2 separate regions of the Homo sapiens genome follow, and region 2 is linked to region 1. The links are chromatin loops, found by intact Hi-C in ENCODE. Cell type or tissue: gastrocnemius medialis. All regions are shown on one strand. Region 1 has its middle 29 kb from the start of MOB2. Region 2 has its middle 41 kb from the start of MUC5AC.

The links. Hi-C counts contacts between places; a loop is a spot of excess contacts. Peaks named below come from ENCODE experiments on the same cell type or tissue, not always from the same donor. Only the 100,000 strongest peaks of a DNase experiment are listed, where the experiment ranks them.
Region 2: it touches region 1 in a loop (5-fold over the local background); 15 of 110 quality-filtered maps call a loop at or near these places.

Annotation. Positions count from the first base shown.
Region 1 is chr11:1,514,619-1,517,118 of GRCh38, reverse strand. No RefSeq gene overlaps it. Among named protein-coding and RNA genes, the nearest start is that of MOB2, 29 kb to the right of the region's middle. RefSeq lists a silencer at 1,364-1,553. In gastrocnemius medialis, a CTCF peak has its summit at 1,427 (motif pointing right); a DNase peak (open chromatin) is centred at 1,458; H3K4me3 peaks cover 607 bases; H3K27ac peaks cover 417 bases.
Region 2 is chr11:1,115,897-1,118,396 of GRCh38, reverse strand. No RefSeq gene overlaps it. Among named protein-coding and RNA genes, the nearest start is that of MUC5AC, 41 kb to the left of the region's middle. In gastrocnemius medialis, no CTCF peak of the experiment used is centred here; a DNase peak (open chromatin) is centred at 1,506.

The sequences.
Region 1 (2,500 bases):
TGGAAGAGAGACTATAAAAGTAAAGTCACATGCTTCACCTTACAGTGGTGAAAAGTAGCACTGAAGCCTCCATCCCTCCCCACAGGGGCCTGTGTGCTAGACCGGGACATGCCTGTCTTCCTTTCTTTGTCTGAAACAAAAATGGGTTCCTCCTCTGTTCTGGATCCTGCCTAACGGCATCCCCTGCAGGCTCTGCATTTGAACGCAGCCCTGCTGCAAACAGGACTGGACTCCGATTTCTCTCTCCTTTCTGCCTGTTTGTGGCGGTCCACTCCACCCCACCGTGCAGTGCTCAAGCAGCAGGGCCCGCACTGGCTCGTCTCTCCCTTGCTTGTGTCTAAGAACGGGCACCCGTTCCCCCTCTGGCCTGATAGGTTTCACCACTGTCTAAGTGTCCCCTTCCCCTACAGGGCAGGTGCCACTCTTTCCCTGCCCCCCGCTCCATCAGTGGCATGTGGAGGTTTCACCACTGTCTAACTGTCCCCTTCCCCTACAGGGCGGGTGCCAGTCTTTCCCTGCCCCCCACTCCATCAGCGGCATGTGGTTTCACATGCATCAGGCTGCTCTGTTTATTGGTGAGGCCGAGCATATTTCGTGTCCTCATTACCAGCCGTCTCCTGTGATTTGCTTACCATGGCCTCAGGATGCCGTGCTTCTGATTCATGTGGCCACCGCTGAGCAGTGGGTGTTTTGGGTACTGCCCTGGGGCTGATAGGAGGGGGATGACAGTCAGACCTAGAGAGACCTAGAAAGCAGCCAGTACTTGGCACCTTCTGTTTGCACAGCTAGAAGATTCAGCTTCTTCATGGCCACTCGGAGCAGAGCTTGCCATAGAAGTGCCTTTTTTCTCGTCACCTTGGTTCTGTTAATTTTGAAGATGATTGCCCAAATGGTGTGTTCAGAAGCACTCGGGTCACTGCTGCCCCTGTTGGTGTGGACACTCCTTTTGGGCAGCTGGGAGGTGACTTTGCTGGTCTTGCCATGCCCAGGAGCATCCAGGGGTGTCCAGGGGCTGGTGTTGGATTCCCCGGGGAGGGCCACAATCTTCTACCTGCTCAGGACATGCTGGAGGTCAGCATTCCCATTTTATAGGTGGGAAAATGCAGAGAGGTGATGTCACTGGCCAGGGCCCTGCAGCTGGGAATTGAGCCCAGGCCGTCTGGCTGATAAGTGGCAGCCTCCTCTGCTCCAAAGCCCCTCGTGCCTCTGTGAAGGCTGTGCCTCTGAGGAAGGTCCAGGCAGATCCCCTTCTCTGCTTCCAGGAGCGCCCCTGAGGCCGGTAATTCCTGGAGGGCCAAGGAGTGCAGGTGTGGAGAATGGGCGCCAAGGACCCTGCCAGGGCTGAGGGAGAGAGAGGGGCCTCCTCTAGGACTTGGGGACTAGATGGACCACTGCCGTGGGAATGCAGTGCCGCGGAGGCCGAGCCAGTCTCCACCAGAGGGCGCTGCTGGCCACTCGGAGGGAGCCGGGCGCTGGGCAGGGACTGCCGTTGGCCCAGCCTGCTCGGTCCTGGCTGTGAGCATAGTGGTTGGGGTTTCGCTCTGGAGCCCCGACCACGTTAGTGTGACTCCCTCTGTGAGGTCTCTCGTGTTGCTGGGGGGTCGAGCCGGTGAGCACCGGGGAATGCACCAGCTACCTGGGGCAGAACAGGAATGGGGTGCCAGTGCTACGCAGCACACATGTGTGCACACGTGCCTGAGGAACTAGACATCCAGGGCTGTCCCTTTATCAGGCATGTGGTGCAGCCGCGGCGGGAGAGCTTGTGTGCTCACCTGAGTCGGCGCCGGCTGGCATCAGTGCCTTCGCCTCTGACCGTGAGCAAAGGTATTGTCTTAGTTGAACCCCTCTGTCCTGTTTACTTTAACCTCCCCACCCTAGTGCTGGAGTCTTGTGTGAGGGCCTTCTGGCACCTCCCAGGTCGAGGGCCCGGGATTGGTTCCCCTCCCGAGCTCCAAGCCCTGGAGGCAGGTAGTACCCATGCCTGGTTCCGTGCCCAGCTCATGATGGGAGCCAGTGTTTGAGTACCTTTTCTGAAGGGGGCACTGGGAGGAGGTCTGCGTTTCCCCCAGGGTCGACCTTGGTTTAAGTGTTCACTTGTCGAGGTCTCTCTGAAGGTTGTGCCCTGCTCAAGGGCTGCTGTCCACCGCTGTCCCCACTCTCACGGTACGTGGGGACCTGGAGCCGGTCACTGCCGAGATTGGGGCTCCCTGTGGCTCTCCCCGTCGGGGTGGGACTCTCCGAACCTCACGAGCTCATTCCACGGTTATTGCCATTAGACGCATGGCTGAGCTTGCATGCAGGCGTGGACTTGGGCCAGCACACTCTGTGCTGTGGCTCAGAGCTCCTGCTTGGCGGGACTCCTCATCAGTCCGCTGTGTGAAGAGAGAAGCGGTGTGGGTGTCGCTCAGCAGCTGTGGTTGGGGGCCTCTGGGAAGGACAAGCGCCGTGGCCTGCGGTGATGAAGGGCTCCGCGTCATGGTGCACTTGTGTTCCCTGGGTG
Region 2 (2,500 bases), 400 kb after region 1:
CCAGCAGGCCTGCCTTGCCCTCCCACGAGGACCCCAACTCTTCTCCACCAGCCCCAGCCCCCAACAAGATTTCCCAAAAGTGCCTGTTGAGGTCCAACCCCATGCTCAGCCTCTCCAGGCTTCCCTGGGAGCCCCTGACTCCTGCTGCCCAAATCCTGCCCTGTCAGCACCACCTGCCCCAGAGGCGGGACCAGAGACCATCACAGCCACCTCCGCACAGCCCCTCTCACGCTCAGTCACCCCAAGGCCCCTCCCCATGCAGGTGGGTGGTGGGTGGGCGAGGGCCCCAGCTCTGGCCGTGCCCTCAGCCCTGGGCTGCCAGTTTAGGCTGGTCTTAGGGAGCCAACCCTGGGGTATTGGTCTTCTGATCCCACCTCATGGTCTGACCTCATGATCTACCCACCTCAGCCTCCCAAAGTGCTGGGATCACAGGCGTGAGCCACAGCGCCGGCCACTTTTTTCCTCAAATGAATGAATAGTGCTAAATCTTTCTTTTTTCTTTTTTTTTTTTTTGGAGACAAAGTCTGTCATGAAAGCTGGAGAGCAGTGGCGCAATCTCAGCTCACTGCAGCCTCCGCCTCCTGGGTTCAAGTGATCCTTCTGCCTCAGCCTCCCGAGCAGCTGGGATTACAGGCATGTGCCACCATGCCCAGCTAATTAATTTTTATATTTTTAGTAGAGATGGGGTTTTGCCATGTTGGCCAGGCTGGTCTCGAACCCCTGGCCTCAGGTGATCCACCCGCTTCGGCCTCCCAAAGTGCTGGGATTACAGGCATGAGCCACCGTGCCCGGCCCCTCTGACTTTTTTGTTATGGATGATTTCAAACCCTATGAAGAACAGAGTAATGGAATGGACATGACCACTACCTCCTCACCGTCAGCTGTAACTAATATCAGACCTGCCACTCTAGCTCAGGTGTTTTCCATCAAGGAATAAACATCACGGGCAGAAGTGGGTGCCCCTCCCTGCTCTCCAACCCTCTCCAGAGGCAACCGTGACCCTGAATCCAGTGCCTCTCAAAATATTTTATAATTTTACTACTTTTGTAAGTGTCCAGCATTAGGGTCCTGTTTCACATTCACAGAAACGGACAGCATCAGGGTGCAGGATTAGAGACCCGCGATTCATTCCTTCTGCTCGATGCTGGGTTTGCGATGCCTCCTTGTCAAGACAGGCAGTTCCGGTTTAGTGCTGGGCCCCATCCAGAGGATGAATATGCCCAGAGGAGCAGCCCGTTCCTGGTGGACCAGCATGCAGGCCATTTCCAGTCTCCATCCTCCCGGGTGGGCAGCTCCCTGGGTGCCCAGAAGCAGGACTGTGTCCTCAGCTTGGCTGCCCTGACCAACCGCTCTCCCCTAAACGCCCCAGCATGTTCTCTCTGGAGGTGTGAGAACCTTCAGCTGGTCTCAAGGATTATCACGCCCTTCCTGGGGTCCCAGTGGCCGAGCCTCCCTGCTGGCTACTCCCTGTGTTGTCCGTGTTTCCTCCTGTGTGACCCCCGCCTGTCCGCGTCTCCTCCTGTGTGACCCCCGCCTCAACCCTGGGCTGCTTGTCTGACCATGACGTTCGCTAGATCTCCTGGACTCCGGCCTCAGCGCCGGATGCACAGAGATGACCTCCTTCCACTCCCTGGCTTGTATTTTTACTTAGTTATGTTGTCTTTTTTCAAACACAGTTTTTAAAATGTAATGTGGTCAAATGCGTCTCTCTTTACTTTGATAGCTTGTGACTTTAGTGACTTAAGAAACCCTTTCCTACCCTGAGGTCATCAATATTATGCCTGTTTTCCTTCTAAATGTTTTCAGGTTTAGCTTTTCACATCTGAGTTGTTTAATCTACCTGGTGTTTTATTTTTGTTTAGAGCGTGACACAGGCACCTAATTTTCCCCATGTAGAGAAGCCCCGGCCCAGCACACTCAGGGGACAGCCCAGCACACTCAGGGGACAGCCCAGCCCAGCACACTCAGGGGACAGCCCAGCCCAGCACACTCAGGGAACAGCCCGGCCCAGCACCCTCAGAGAACAACCCTCCTTCCTTGTAGATGTGGAGCACCCACCCACCTCAAAGCATCATCGTAAGCACATGGGCTGTTCCAGGCATCCACTTGCCTATCCCGGCACCAATGCCACGCTGTCTTAGAGGCAGGCGTCCCACATGATTCTTCTCTGAAACTCACTTAGCTCTGCTTGGCTCTCTGGCCTTCCACGTGGACCTTTGGACCAGCCGGCCAAATCCCACGAAAAACTCAGCTGGGATTGAGAAAGGCTGTTTGCGGAGAATCGACCTCGTTTTTCACTTTTTAAAATTAATCTCATTTTTCAAAACTTACACTTTTCATTCATGAACGTGGCATACGTCTCCATCAGTCAAGTCTTCTTTTATGCCCTTTGCAATGTTATAGTGGCCTGGACACCTTCCATCTGACGTTTTCTACATAGGTATCTTCGTAGGTTTTGAGGCTGCTGTTAATGAAGTATTTTTCTATTATATTTCAGCTT